Regions from separate parts of the Homo sapiens genome. Here region 2 is linked to region 1. The links are chromatin loops, found by intact Hi-C in ENCODE. Cell type or tissue: PC-3. All regions are shown on one strand.

The links. A loop is a pair of places that touch in the nucleus more often than their neighbours do. Peaks named below come from ENCODE experiments on the same cell type or tissue, not always from the same donor. Only the 100,000 strongest peaks of a DNase experiment are listed, where the experiment ranks them.
Region 2: it touches region 1 in a loop (8-fold over the local background); 3 of 110 quality-filtered maps call a loop at or near these places.

What each region holds. Positions count from the first base shown.
Region 1 is chr7:33,586,674-33,594,673 of GRCh38, forward strand. All of the region lies in intron 21 of BBS9 (Bardet-Biedl syndrome 9), which reads left to right. Among named protein-coding and RNA genes, the nearest start is that of FLJ20712, 140 kb to the right of the region's middle. In PC-3, no CTCF peak of the experiment used is centred here; a DNase peak (open chromatin) is centred at 4,448; H3K4me3 peaks cover 495 bases; H3K27ac peaks cover 3,340 bases.
Region 2 is chr7:33,673,846-33,681,845 of GRCh38, forward strand. No RefSeq gene overlaps it. Among named protein-coding and RNA genes, the nearest start is that of FLJ20712, 48 kb to the right of the region's middle. In PC-3, no CTCF peak of the experiment used is centred here; a DNase peak (open chromatin) is centred at 3,926; H3K27ac peaks cover 2,662 bases.

The DNA.
Region 1 (8,000 bases):
AAAATGTGGTACATATGCACCATGGAGTACTATGTAGCCATAAAAAACAAAACAATGAAAGCATGTCCTTTGAAGCAACATGGATACAGCTGGAAACCATTATCCTAAGTGAACTATGCAGAAACAGAAAACCAGATACCACATGTTCTCACTTATGAGTGGAAGCTGAACATTGGGTACAATGGTCATAAACATAGAATCAATAGACACTGCAGAATGTAAGATCAGGGAGGGCAGGAGTGAAGGTTAATAAAAGCTACCTGTTGGGTACTATGCTCACTCCCTGAGTGATGGATCCATTCATACGCCAAGCTTCAGGATCACACAATATACCCCTTCCAAACCTGAACATGTACCCCCGATTCTAAAATAAAAATTGGGAACAAAAAAGGTGCAGATTTTTACCTACTCTACTGCTCAAAGTTGTGAGACCCAGGGTCAGGTGAAGTTCTTTCATAAACTGTGGACTATGATGTCAATGGAACAGCTCTCTCAGCTCAGTATTTTCTCTCCTGGCCACCACCCTGTCATCCCTATACCTTCTGACTTGTGGATTGTACAGTGAGCCACTTACCCTCATTCCCTCTGGGTTTTCACATCCTTTGTTTCCCTCCATTCTCTCCCTTCCTTTTCTTTGTTCTGTAGTGTTTCCACAGAGCTGCTTCTTGGAGCTCCTATTCTACATCCCCTTTCCTTAACCAGAGAGAGCTCTCTCTTCTGCCTGATGTTTTCTGTTTCAGTTGATCTTTTTGGTGTTTGATACCATTTTAAAAATTGTTTTCATAGCTTAATTGAAGGCAGACAGTTCTACATTTCCTCTTTGTGTTTATAAAAGCTTGGTTTGAAAAAGGGCAGTGCAGGATGTATAGGAGGTAAGAAAGAAAAGAACAGAAACCATTGGGAAGGGCTGCTATGTTCCATCTTCAAAGAAAGTAGAGCTGGGGTTAGTCCAATTGTTTGACAATTGCAAGGGAGTCTTAGTACCATAGTTTGGACAAAACCTGACTTTTTATTGCCAAAAAAATATAAGATAGAGATGGAGGTAAATGTGAATAATTCAAAGTAATGTTTAAACTTTCAGGATATTTCACCTTCTCTGGAATTAGAGATTTATGCTAGTAAAGAGTTAGGGAGGAATTTGAAATGTTTATGTTACCAGAGTGTAAAAAACATTGTCCAGTTGTTTATCTAATCTTTCATTGGGCTTGCTTTTAAAAACACGTTTAGATTTGAAGTAGCCTGGGAAAAATAAACTGTTCCAGGCCATAACTTGATGCCCCAGTGGATATAACATGGATCCTTCTTCATTCGTTTTGAGAAATTTCCCAAGCAGACAGATGTCTTTATACCTTCTTTTGCAGTTTCTTCATCCATAAATAACTATTATCAAGAACTGGAATTACAAATGCTCTGTTATTTCTTTTTAACTTTGATTCCTACAGAAATTACTACTGGGATCTTATTTCTTCTCTGGGGTGGACATTTTGTTGTTGTACCTATTCAGTCTCACAAATTCTCCATGTGTTTTTATCCAGTGAAATTCATTTCCTAAAGATTTGTATCAGCTAAAGCAAAGAACTTTTTGAGAACCTTTTTTGGTTCACAGAGCAGCCAGGTCTACTGGGGGAGTAGAAAGAAGAGATTCTATACTGTGTTCTGTTGTAACTGCTTTCCAACCTCCCAGCGGAAAAGGCAGATAATACTATGTAAAAATTAGAATTGATTTTGGTTTCCGTTGCTTCCTCCTAATCTCTCAGCCTAAATTCATTCATTTAAGTTGACAACTAAATATCGTGTGCCTGTTGTGTGCCAAGCGCTGTTCCAAGACTTAGGATACTGTAGCCACCAAATTAGATAGAGATCCCTGCCATTTTGGAACTCTTATTCTCACAAGTGAAGACAATAAGCAATAAGCATGATAAATAAGTGAACTATGTATGTGAGAAAGTAGTAAGTGCTAATGTTAAGTGTTACAGAAAAAGAAAATGTGTGTCAGAAAAGGGGTGGGGGCCACATGGTCATAATTTCAAATTGGGTGGTCAGGATAGGCTTTGTTCACAAGACAATTTTTGAAGAAAGACTTGAAGAAGGTGAGGGAATTATTCATGCAGAAATCAGAGGGACAAGTGTTTCAGGTAAAGGGAATGGTCAGCACCATCCCTAAAGTGGGAATGGGCCTGGTGTGTTCCAGGGACAGCAAAGAGGACAGTGAGGTGGTGTGGTAGGAGAGGAGGCTGGAGGGACCAGATCATGTGCAGCCTTTGTGCAGACATTTGCTCATTTGCTTTTCCTCTGGGTGAAATGGGGAAAGCCATTTTGAATGAAGGAATGACATGACTTTACCTTTTAAAACGATCACGGGTTACTCTTTTGAGAATAGACTATAGTGGGGGTCAGAGGTAAAAATGGGCAGTCCAGTTTAAGGGTTACTCAGAGAAGCAATTTAGCAATACAGTAATTCCCTCCTTATCCATGGAGGATGTGTTCTGAGACTCCCAGTGGTTGCCTGAAACTGCAGATAGTACTGAACCCTGTACTATGAAAAAATGTTGTGTTTTCCTATACAATAACAGGCAGGCAGCATATGCAGCATGGATGTGCTGAACAAAGGGATGAGTTACGTCCCATGCAGGATGGAGAAGGATGACCCAGGATTTCATCACACTACCCAAAACAGAGTGCAATTTAAAACTTGTGAATTATTTCTGGAATTTTTTATTTAATATTTCAGACTGTGGTTGATTGCAGGTAACTTAAACTGCAGACAGCAAAACTGCAGATTACTGTAATTCAGGTAAGAGATGATGATAGATTGTACCAAAGTGGTAGTAGTGGTGAGAAATGGTCTTATTCTGGATATATTTCAAATGTTGAAACAATAGAATTTCCTAACAAAATGGACATGATATGTGAGAGGAAGAAGGGAATTTAGAATGACTCTAGTAGTTTTGGCTCGAGACACTGAAAGGGTGGAGTTGAGATGGGGAAGGCTGTGGGGTGAGATGGGAAAGGTTTGTGAAGGATAAGAGTAAAGTTTGGGACATGTTGAGTTTGAGATGCTGTTAGAGATCTAAGTGGAGATATTAAGTAAGAAGTTGGGTATGAATCTGGGGTTCAGGAGAGAAATCTGGGCTGAAGTTACAAAATTAGGAGTTGTCAGCATGAAAATGTTACTTTAAAGCCAGAAGACTGGATAAAGTCACCAAGGGAGTAAGTTTAGAAAAGAGATGAGGACCAAAAACTGAGTGCTGGATATTGTAACTTTTAGGAAGTTTGGGAGAAGAGAAGGAACCAGCAAAGAATACTGAAAAAGAGCCTGCAGTGAGGTAACAGGAAAAGCAGTAGAATGTGGTATCCTAGAAGTCAAGCAAAAAAAGTTTCAAGGAAGACTGAATGATCAGCTGTGTCAAATGCTGCTCACAGATCAAGTCAGCTGAGAGCTGAAAATTAGCCCATTGATGGAACCATGTGAAGATCATTGTGATCTTGGGCAGCTTCTGTAGAGTGGCAGAGGCAAAAGCTAGACTGGGATGGATGTGTGAGAGAAAGGAAAAAAGAAGAGTTGTAAAGAGCATATATAGAGAACTCTTCGGAGAAGCTTTGCTGCTAAGAGGAGCAAAGAAACGGAAGAAAATGCTGGCATGAAAGTGGGGTCAAGAGATAGTTAATTTTTCTTGATTTGATGTATATTGTTGTCCTCTATTATTGATCTGGACCCTAATCTTTGTTCTTTCTTTACAAAGCTGTTATTTCTTACTGGCCACTGTTTGTTTTTTTGTTTTTTTGTTTTTTTTTTTTTTTTTTACCAGATCAGACAACCAATTAAGGTTTTATTTGAATATTTAACCCAACTATTGGTGTTCCTAGATAGCTATAGTTGCTGCTCTGTCTTCCTAAAATTTACTACCCTTTGTACCTTCAGTTCCCCACTCATCTTACATGAGAATCTCAGGCTTAGACTGGAATAATTTGGCAGTATAGGGCAAAAATGATGCTGATGCTGTAAATGCTTATTATTATAACACTTGTGTATCATTTACTATGAGTCAGGCACCATTTGAAGCGCTTTACATCCATTTACTCACTTAATCTTTACAATACCCTATGAACTAGGTATAATTATTATCTGCATTTTACAAATAAGGAAATTGAAGCAGAGAAAGATCAAGTAAATAGTTTTTCTTTTTTAAAAAAAAAACTAATAATCATGGAGCTGGGATTAAAATTCTGACGGTTTAGCTCCAGAGGCCATGCTTTTGAAGCAACTGGAGAATTTTAAGAGCAGGCAGTTAGCTAGAGAGATTTCATTTTACATAATATAGGAATTTGCTTGAGTGAATGGGTTATGTTTTTGGAGAAACAGGATAGAATACAGGAGCTGATTGGTCATTTCCTTAGATTTACTAGCCTATACATTAGTGGGCTGTGCTCAGCCCACAATCCTGGAAGGATGTGGTGGAACATTCTTAAATGATGACTTTTTTTTTAAAGGCTGTATTTCCTCAAGTTTCATGAATTCCTTTTTAAGTCAACAAGTAAATATTAAGCACCTACTCTTTGCATAAGAGGAAAAAAATTTAACTCCTTCCCTCTATATGTTTATTTTCCTGTGGGAAGCTGATTTGTTTATCACACAGGCTATAGAATCATTTGGAAACTAAAATAGAAAGGGCTTTGCATGTGAATGTAATATTTTACTATTTTTTAAAAGGATCCTTAAAATTTCTATGTCTTTAGAGATGAGGTGTGAACTAAATGATTCTTTGTTAAGTGTTATTTCTTAGAGCACTGGTGAGCAGTTGCCACTGAATCCTTCATTAATAATCCCTTCCTTTTCCAGAAGGACTTGCCAACACCCGTAAAGTATTCACTGGGAGAATTAAAGTCATATAAAAATAATTGGTGTTTGCTTCCTTCAAGGCATACATTTAAATACATTGCTCTATTTCTCTGTTCCTTGGCTGCCTCCTATGTTTAGTAACACTAGATCAGCAGACTTCCTCTTTCAAGGTTCAGCTGCTGGCCATTACGATTTCCCATGAGAAAGCAAACCTACCACTGTTTTACCCTTTTATCTTAATGTTTCATCCATTTGTGTCATATTATCTTGTGGGTTTGCATTTCTCAGTAGTAATAGCACTGCTGGTAAATAGAAAACAATGAATGTGATTATGTACCCCTGGCCGTCGTCGCCATCATCATCATCATCATCATCATCATCATTTGAGCCCTTTAAAAATTCCTATTGTAATCTCAGAGGAGTGGTTATCTATGATAGTAGACTATCCGTGGTTTCATTTTAAAAGGGATGTGTACAGTATTTTCATGTGAATTACTTTTAATGCCTTGGTGACAATTTTGCCATTCACCACTGAGTTCAGCTATGAACATTCCACCACTGGTCTACTTACTCCATCCTCAACTTTTTTACCTGAGCGTTTTTTAGAAAGTCATATATAAATTTATGCTGTATTCATGGCCTGCAGTTTCATGTGTATTTGGCTGTAACTTGTAATGACTAATATATATTGGGAGTTAGAACTGAAAATAATAGCTAACATTTACTGGGAGTCTTTCTCTGTGCCGGGCATTGTGATGAGCCCCATTACAAGCATCTAATTTAATCCTAATCTCTCAGAAAGCACATGCTATATTTTCTGCATTGAAAGGAAAGGGAATGAAGGCCCAGACTTTGACTTTGCTCAAGATACATGATACTTGCCATGTCATGTCCCCTTTCAGAGTGTCCCTTTCTATGATCAATGGTTTAGTTTGCCACTCTGTGTGTATTTCTCTTTTCTTTAAAATACGACATTGTTTAATGGGCTGTTAAACAAATATATCGCTAGATAGTAGAGTTGCCTGGGAATGAGTCCTGAGTGTTTCTTCAGTTTCCTTGTCCTATGTGGAAGGATATGATAAAACAGGCACACTCCAGAGCTGTTGTGTTCTTTTCTGTCTTCTCTCAACCTGTTTCCAAGCCAGTGACCCAGCTGGACTCTCAGTTTCCTAATCACCACCTAGACTCTGTCATTATTAAAAACAACACAATTTGGTCAAGATTATGGCTTTTAATTGGGATGTGGAAAGAAACTCAAGTTGAAGAAATGTTGCCAGGATCATTGGGGAATGAATAGCCACTTGATGCAAGAGGGAAAGCTGTGAAGAACACTAGCTCTCTTATTATGTGGTGTCCAGGCAAAGGGGAGTTATGCTCTTACTATTTCATTTCATTTCATTTTTTTGAGAAATTATTATTGCAGAACCATTGGCTTCCTTTCTTTCTCAACTGTAGCTGTAATGTTTTATTTGTGCATGTGTACTTTTGAGAGAGTATTGGTCTCTGAAGAGGGAGTTAGAAAAGGAAAGTATTTGAAATGGAAATATCTTAAAATTATGTGTCTTTCCAATTGTACATTGGACTTCTTTAGGATTTAGAAACAAAATGGAAAATAAAAAATCACAAATACCTTCTTTTCAAACTAGAAAACATTGTACTGTATAGTGAAGAATTAGTTGAAAGACAGTAGATCTTACATTTCATTGCAGAGTGTTCCAGACATTGATCAAATGGCAAGGAAAAGCAAATATTAACTTTCTTTTCCTCCCCACCTTCTCACAATGGCTGGGCAATACTTTTGTATTCCTGTTTGGAGGATTTAATGGCCTTGTTAACATGTGTAAAAACCCTGTGATTGAAGACTTTAACAAAATAGTGAGTAGAGGTTTTTTTTGTTTTGTTTTGTTTTGGTTTTTTAGGTTCCATGTTTATGTTCTTACTGGGTGTGTGTCTTTCCTAGTGCTCTAGGTTAAGAACTAAATGTGTTAGAAAAAACAGATGTAATGCAAATAAATAGAAGAGTTCTCATTTCCTTCAGTGAACAGAGCTCTGAGTTCCTGAGCAGTAATTTTACAGTACCTTCTCACCATATCAGAAGAATTTGTGCTGAACCCAGCTGCTTTTCTCTGAGTTTTGTTGTATCATAACTGATTAACAATTGATAGGGCCAGACAGCAATTCACCTACATATGGTAGGGGGTCGCAATGCACCAACATAGTGTAGAGACCGCTCTTGCCAACAATTAATTGGGGAATTCACTTTATGAAGCCCTGTTTACAGACTGACATCTGGAGAAATTCTTAACCTGGATCCATTCCAATCTGTAGGATTTATGGACTGTGCTTGCTTTTTTGTAAATAGAACTCTTTTTCTGCTTAGTACATTGTGTTTACATAATTATCAATGGATGAAAATGGCTATGTTTCTGTAATTTCTTAATTCTCGCCACCAAGTGAGTCTAAATTCTAACCAGCAATCCAGCTAAAAGAATACTTGGACACCTATCATTATTCAAGTTGTGGAAACATCTTAATACTAGGAGCACCCTGCTCTCTTAAATCCCGACTCTCTGACTGGAGCCCTTATACCCTAAGGGACTTAGTGTTCAGCCTTTACGGGGGTTTTAAAACTTGTTGAGACACATGCTGGACCTCTTAAAATGTATTAGACTCTCTTTTATTCACACGCTTTATCTCTGCTCTGAGGTGTGAAATGGAAATATTTTCATACATGGGTACATGCATAGTCTTAAACACGCTTTCAGTTCCCACCATGTTGTGGGGATCAAAGTTGGTTATCAGGCAGCGGAACTGAGCTCCATACATTTCGCGGGGCATCCTATTGGACACACACTACAGTGACCTTCACCTGCCCCTCTGCAGCTGAACACTGTTGTCTCTGTCAATGTGGTCAGCATTGTTTTGCAAAAACAGGGAGAAAGAAAAGTCATGGGATGGATTTACAAGGAACGTAGAAAACTGAATATCATATGTTGGCACTGGAAACCTAAGACTATATAGAAAGGCATTTTTTTCTGCTGCTTTGCTGAGTTTGCAACTGTAAAATTATACCTGGTTAAGGGGGTTTTGCCTCTATATGACAACACAGTGAAGAGTAGAGTAGAAATGGAAATGAGAGAGAAATGGACATAAGTCTTCC
Region 2 (8,000 bases), 87 kb after region 1:
GAGAGTTGTTGGGCACCGGATGCCATGGAACAGTTGTCCAGGGTGTCCATAATGTCGTTTTCACAAAACTGTAGTAAGCTGGGGGTTCCAGGCCAGGTGAACCAAGGGCTACGTGATATACAAAAGTGAGGAGAAGGCTGTTTTCCTGTAGATTCACTTTATATGAATCAATAGCTTTCTGGGAATAGCTCTTTCCAGCCGTGCCCTCTGTGTGCCCTGGCACTGGGTCCCTGTGAACCCACTATGAAAGGTTAACAGAGCCAAGAACATGGTCTCTTTCATGTATCTGTTGCCCCTGAACTAACCTGGATGCCTCACTTTCAAGATGGAAATCCATTCCAGACAGGGCGAACTCAAGGGGCAAGGACAGACCCTGCAGTCCTTTCTGTCTTTGGTCTCTGGGGCTGGCCTTCTCCAGCACCTCTTGGCAGATAAAGAGTGACCACTTTGTTCATACCGTGATAATCTTAACATTTTGCCTACTTGGGCAACCTATGGTCTTATAGCTGCTTAGAGAGCTTCAGCTGGCATTCCATATAGAGTGACCACATTTTCTGAATCCAATTGTGTTTGAACCATAGTTGATGAGCTATAATCGTACATTGGAAGAGAGTACATTAAATCAGGAGTCTCTAGGAAATTTAGTATTAATCTATGTATCTTTGATAAATGTATGGAATTGAAAATTATTAATTTTTATTACTATATTAGTACTATGTCAGTTTTATAAATAACAGTGATATATGGTTTTCTGGAAGACCAAGAATGGTAAGGAAAAATAGGTGCTGTATACACACGTATGCATAATCATGTTATTACAGAATTTATGTTGGGGGGGAAAATGAGAGTTGTTCTGTAGGGGGAAAAATGAGACTTATTATTTGGTCCTGGAATATTATATTCAGTAACTTCTTGTTACTGAAGTTAACTGTTTTTGAGTTATGTTTTCAGAGCTAAATCTGATTGAGTTTACAGAGGGGACCAGCACATAAATGTGCACTTTTAATACTTCCAGGGGACTCTTTATTCTCTAAAATGTAACAGTGCAGACTGAGCTGAGTGAATAAGATACTCCCTAAGGTCAAGAGGGCTTGAAAGACCAATCCAGGGAATGCCCTTGAGTTTTAGATGAGAGTCCCCCAAAGACTAACACACCTGTGAGAGAAACAGCGTCACCAGCAGAGGGAAGGGCTCCCTTGCAGGCCCTGGCCAGCTAAAAACAACAGCACAATAGCTGCTCTCACAAATTGAAAAAAAGAACAAGAAGACAAAAGGTATCTATTCCCTCAAGCTCACAGTAGCAGTTTCGGCCATTCTTTGTCATACTCTGTGATTTGAAAAATAAAACCAGTGCTATCTTGTGAGAAGCCACGCCATTCCTGTCCCCTGGTTTTTCTGTCTGCCCTTTTTTCTTTCTCTATTTGTTAGAATAAAAGTCCCTTTCAAGTTTTTCTCTGTATGTGTGTGCGACCTTCTTAAGGATGACTCCCACAAACTGCCCACAGATTAAACAAAAGATGACTTTTTCTTTGAGCCTATTTTTGGGCACAGATATGTAAGCTGATTTGTATCCCATGCCTGCCTGATTCGAAATGCACAGCAGTCAAGGAAAGAGAAGCCAAACGGCAGATCCTAAACTCGAGCCAGCAGCCCCTCAGCCCCAGTGCACTAACTTCTTACGACTGAGAGTTAGGACTGGTGAGGTGAGCTGCCAGAATTGGGCAAATCAAAGCTACGAGCAAATCTACACACAAGGCATCGTCTTCTGTGCACTAGACAGGAGAGGTGATTTGTTGGAGGTGACCATGTTTGTTTAACGTTTTGAAAGCTCATGGGAGGGTGATGCAGGAACCAGTCAATATCCTTGAGATGGATTTCAAGTTGGGGGAAGCAGCGCTGGTTCCTACGTTTCCTCCCGCTTAGTGGGGTCAGCTCAGAAAAAGACATGCATTTGGAGAGATCGCAGCCTTTACAGAGAAATAAGTGACCTTTAGTCTTCATTCACTGCTTTTAACACGAGCTTCCCTTCCAGTTAATAGTTTTTCAGAAACCTTAATAATGTGTTTGAGAGTCTTTTCCTCCTTTGGGAGGCAGTGCTTCATGCTGGATAGAAGCTTTTAACAGACAGAATAAATATCAAAATTTATTCGGACATTTACTATCTATGTGACCTTGAGTGAACCACTTAGTTTCTCTGAGCCTACATTTTCCCACTCCATCTATAAAATGGGCAGGGTAATGTCCTTTTCACAGGATTGTGGTAAGGATTAAAGGAGATAATATATATAATATGAATGACATTGTTTCATTCTCTCATACTTCTCCCTTACCTGTCCCCAGTTTAAATGTTTCTAAGTGATGATGTTTAAAAAAGATAATCTGATTAATCAAATAATAATGAATTTCCAACTGAGGTTTGCTTACTAGCATTATAAACAAACTTACATACTTAATTTTTTAAGAGAGGGGAAAAAAGAAAGAATGAAAGAAACTAAGCCACAAATCCAACTTACTTTGTTTTAAAATATTCCTGTTTTAATTTAAGTATTTATATCTGGCTTTGTCTGTTTTAGTTAAGAGCTTCATCTCTCTGGCAAGCACATGCTGTCATACTGACTATATACTGTGTTTTGTATTCACATCCTTTAGATAGCTAAAACGTTAGAGAAATGAACTGCTGTGGATTAAAATACCTTGCCTGTTTTAAAAATCTTCTTTCTGATTTGATAAGTCAAGAAGGGGGGCCGAAAAACACAGCAACAGCCTGGAAATTTTTGGCAGAGAAACCCCTATTCCAGTTTGAAACCACATACAAAGAAGACACATGTCCGAGATACTCCCTGTTTATGCCTGGTCTTTGCTGCAAAGAAAGGTGTTGTTCGGAATCCAGTGTACTTTTTGGGGGTCATATTTGCCAGAAGAGTCAACTCTTGATGGTTCAGGATCAGGAATATGTGAAATATTTGTGAAATTCATCTAGAATCTCAGTCTTATTTTAACTACTGATTTTGATTTCCCCTAATATCAATTTTTAAAACTGCTAAGGGAAAATGAAATACTAGACATGAGATTTTTTTTCTCTTTATTTTCACCCAACAAACCATTTGGAATCAGGTATAAAGGGTATCAATCAGGAAAAAACAGAAGGCCAGGAGACAGAGCCCAATAAGGGAGACCCATCCCAGGGAGCCTGGGAGTCAGCGGGCCTGGATGCACCTCCCAGTTCTGCCTCTTATTAGCCAGCTGTGTGTTAACCCCTCATCTGGTTTGCTCAAGGTAACATGACCATCACAAAAGCAACAGAAACAGATTATTTACTTTCAGATTAACTTGTGAAAATGACAAGTTGAATATTGTCATTTCAGTATTCAAGTTGAATATTGTCACAAGTTGAAAGATTAACTTGTGAAAATGACAGTTGGTTGAATATTGGTATTTTCTGCCTCCAATTGTTGCATTTGTTATTTGCAACTTTTAATGCACCATAAAAGCATTTTTGTTTTGTTTTAAAAGCATTTGTTTTAACGCACCTTACAAGCATTTTTGTTTTGTTTTAAAAGCGTTTGTTTACAAATTTGTGTTTTGTGACTTCTGGGATGATTTAACAACTTTTAATGTACCTTAATACTTTCTCTGTTAGCTTTTGAGATTTAAAAACTATTTCTAATGCAATTTTAGCCATTTATGAAAATTGATGATATTAGTAAAAGGTAAAAGATAATAGAAATAGAAGATAAAATAAAGCCAAAAGAACTATAAAGAGAAATCAATAGTGGTAAAGCTGTGAGTAATGCCTATTTTTGCCTCGTTAGTCATTATTTCCACAAAATTTATTGCACAATGTCTTATTTCATGTTTACTTTTTGCGTGCAATTTTTGTTGGCTATTCCTTAGTTGGTCACTAAAATGTTATTTTTTTAAATTGAATGTAGAATAAAAAGTTGATAAATATTTGCCTAGACGGTTTATCATTATTTGCTCATCCCAGTAGACATTGTTGTACCTTTTACTCACATTCACTAATATGCATTTACGTAGTGCAGGTCCTTTGTTTCACAGTTACTAATAAGGCAGAAGTGGTGTGACTGTTGCAAAATATGTTTACACTTTTTAAAAAGCAAGGTACTTAGAAAGGGATAAACTATCTAAACAAAAATTAATTAAAATTAAAAATTATAATTAAAAATCAGAAAAGTCATACCAGGATACACAGACATCATCAATATGTGAATTACTGATCAGAAACAAGAAATTCTGGACCATTTTACTTTCAGTTAGTTCATGTAGAGCTGGAGATAAAAATGTAAAGCAAAAATTATTGCCAGACAGAGTGGACAGAACTGGCTAAAGGTAAATCAAATATGTAAAAAAAAAAAATCAAAGATCTGAAAAGTGAACCAAAATCCAGAAATATCCATAATATTTTGGGTTGCTCTCCAAATTAAAAAACCTGCAAAAATGCATAAAAATTTATAAAGAGTACCAAAACAGCTTAATATGCACCAAGATGACTAATACAAACAAAAATTCTATGTATCTGGAAATATTCATTTTTACCTAATTAATCATTTGACTAATTTTTTATTTCAACCGATTTATTTTAAATTAATGTATGTATAGTCATAATTTTCTACTTTGTAAGATGGTGAATAAGGATAAAAATAGATATTTGTAAAGTGGCTCAAAATACACCCTTAATAAAGCATAGCTCTCCCTATTTTTTTAGAAGCTAAAGAAACTGGATGGCATGCCAAAAAAGTATAACAAAAAAGTGTAACAACTGAAATAAACTTCAGGATGTTGAGAGTTTCTACAAATCATCTTTCATTCTGCATGTCTGATGTTTGCATACTTAATGAAACTGTGTCTTTGGCAGAAAGGGAAATGCACATATAGTTGATTCAATTCTAAGACTCATTGATTTACTTGTCAATGTATGCAAAGAATATTTAGTAAGCCTTGTTAAAGGAAGTGTAACCAAAGGCTCAAGAGCTTCAAGGCTGTCTCCATATTCTCTCCCTAGTCATCCTGTTGTTGGCTTGTGGTGACCAGCACTACTACTGTGTCCTACAGAACCTGGCATTATGGACAACAGTATCAGAATTTGGGATTAAATTTATATTTAGTGATATACACATCAGCTATGCCAAGTAATATATCATGACTCTTTTTCCTGTTATTTAAGAAGTTTTTTTCTTTCTACAGTTAATAATTATTTCATTTCCCACTCCAAAAACAACTGTCACTCTCTGGGCCTGTTGCCCAGGTGTTACCTGTTGCATCATTTGTTTTCCCGATCCCATTTCTCCTCTCTTGGCTTTACTCCCTCATTTTGGTGAATTGTATCCTCTGGTAACATTTGGGGAAAAAAAGTCTATGGGTAAGACACTTTGTTGAGACTTGTATATCTTAAATTATCTGTGTTTCTTTCTTGCACTTGATTTATGGTTTGCCGAGATATAGGATTCTTAAAATTTTTTTTCACCCAGCATTTTCAGGCCTAAAATTGCTTCTAATACTGGTATTAAAAAGCCTGATGTCATTCTGTTTCCTAGTCCTTTGTTTGTGTCTGTTTTCCTTTCTGGAAGCTTTTAAGATCTCTTTATTGCTAGTATCCTGGCGAATTCATGAAAATATGCCTTGATGGGTATTTTTTTGTTTATTGCACTGGGCACTCAGTAAGCCCTTCCAATCTGGAGTCTGGGAAATTTTTCTCATATTATTTCTTTGTAATTTTCTTTCTGTCATCTTCTCTATTCTCTCTTTCTGGGATTTCCCTTTCTGGAAATTGGACTTCCTGAATAAAGTCTCTATCTCATCTTTTCTATTATGTATCTTTTTTTTTTTATTCTACTCTTGGGGAGACTTTTTTACCTGACATTTTAATTTTTTGCTGACTAAAAATATTTAGCTATTTTTAATATTCAAGAAGTCTTTATTCCCTGTTTATTCCCCTTACGTAGCAACCTGTTCTTGTTTCAATATTTCTTTGAAATTTCCTTCCTAGAGAATCTCTGAATTCCCTTATATTTATTTGTTTTGTGTCTCTCTTGTTCCTCTTGGAAGCTTTTCTCAAGTGTTTAGTGATTCTTGGCTGCCTTTTAATATGTAAAAAGTAGCCTACCAAAAAGTTGATTGTAATTGTGTATAGGTGCTGCTTCCCTGTAATAGCATCTAGTTGCTAACTGATCTTTCATATGTGACTCAAATGTATCTATAGATCTTCTCAATGGTATGGTACCTCTGAAGAGAATCTTCCAATTTCCTGCCTAAGGCTTTTAAGCTTGGCAGCTGGTGTTGAGAGGTGGGTGGGAAAGGGAGCTCGGAGTAAACACTGTTCAATATTTAGTCTGATGTCCATCTCAGTGTCTGTGTCTTTGTTTCAGGAGTCTCTTGAGTTCCATTTCTCCAGAGACCATACCACCTACCTCCGGTGGGGGAAGGGTTGTCAGCAGGTAAAGACGGAACGTCGAGTTATAACTGACTCTAACACAGACTTCAAATAATCCCTGTTTTCAGCCTCTCTCCTTACCTGTGCCATCTTGGTGTTTCCAGTGTCTGAATATTTCCAGAGTTTAACATGGTGACTTAGCTTGCTTCTCATTGATAGTGCCATTGAGGCATTATTTTGACCCTCCTGCACCCTGTTGGTCCGTCTTGTTTCTGCATTTGTGTATTACAGCATAAGGTTATAGGCGTTTCCTAATGCTATTGAATTTAGCTTCAATAGCAAGTTTGTGTTTCTGTTTCTCATCCTGCTTACAGTTTGGGGTAATTTTGGAGAAAATAAGGAGACAGAAATGTCTTTACTGTCTTGAAACATGAATATGTTGGTATTAACTTTTACATCAGAATACCTTAGGAATGGGACGTTGTACTCTGTGGCTAAATAAAATAACACCTGGATATTAAAGAAACCCAGAAAGCCTTCTTTTTCTTTTTACAATAATTGGGTTTGGTTTTCTTGGAAGTCTGAACTCCTGCTTACTATTGACTGTATGTTCAGTTGCCTCAGACTGTCAACATCAAACGTTAGCTAAAGGTGCCAAGCATTTCTGGGAGGAGAATTGATAAGGGAAATAGAGCCTCCTCTTTGAAGAGGCTTTGACTGTGTGGGTCTCTCTCTTTGAGATCAGTGCCTCATGCTACTTGTGATAATTTATAAGAGTTAACTCTCTTCATCTTTCCTTCCAATCTCTTAATCTGGTGCAAAAGAAAAATGATTGCCTGTATAATTATTTCAGAATGTGAATTCTGACTCTGCCTTATGAACTATGTGAACTTGGGCAAGTTAAACAATTCTGGAACCTCAGTTTCCTCTCCCTTCAGTCAGGAAAAATAATACCAGAGATACTGATGATATTAAATGAATCAATAAATTAATCCATTTATTTATTATACAAATGTATTAGTCCATTCTCACACTGCTAATAAAGACATCCTTGAGACTGGGCAATTTATAAACAAAAGAGGTTTAATTGACTCACAATTCAGCATGGCTGGGGAGGCCTCAGGAAACTTACATTCATGGAAGAAAGGAAAGCAAACACATCCCTCTTCACATGGCAGAAGGAAGAAGTGCTGAGCAAAGGGGGAAGCCCCTTAGAAAACCATCACTCAGTATCACAAGAACAGCATGGATGAGGTGAACCATCCCCATGGTTCAATTATCTCCACTTAGTCCTGCCCTTGACATGTGGGGATTATTACAATTCAAGGTGAGATTTGGGTGGAGACACAGAGACAAACCGTATCAACAAACATTTCTTGAACTCCCTTCAAGTGCCAGGCATAATACTTGATGCAAAGATGAATAGGCCAAAAATTCCTGATGACAGTTCAACAGAGGAGGAAGGCCCAGGAGCAGATCATTAGGGTCTAGAGTGGTGAGTGCTGGGATAGAGAGACGCATTATGGGAGTACAGGTGATGAGTACCTAACCCCACCCTGGAGGGTGGTGGCATGTCAGGGAATGCTCTCTAGAGGGTGATGCTTGGGAT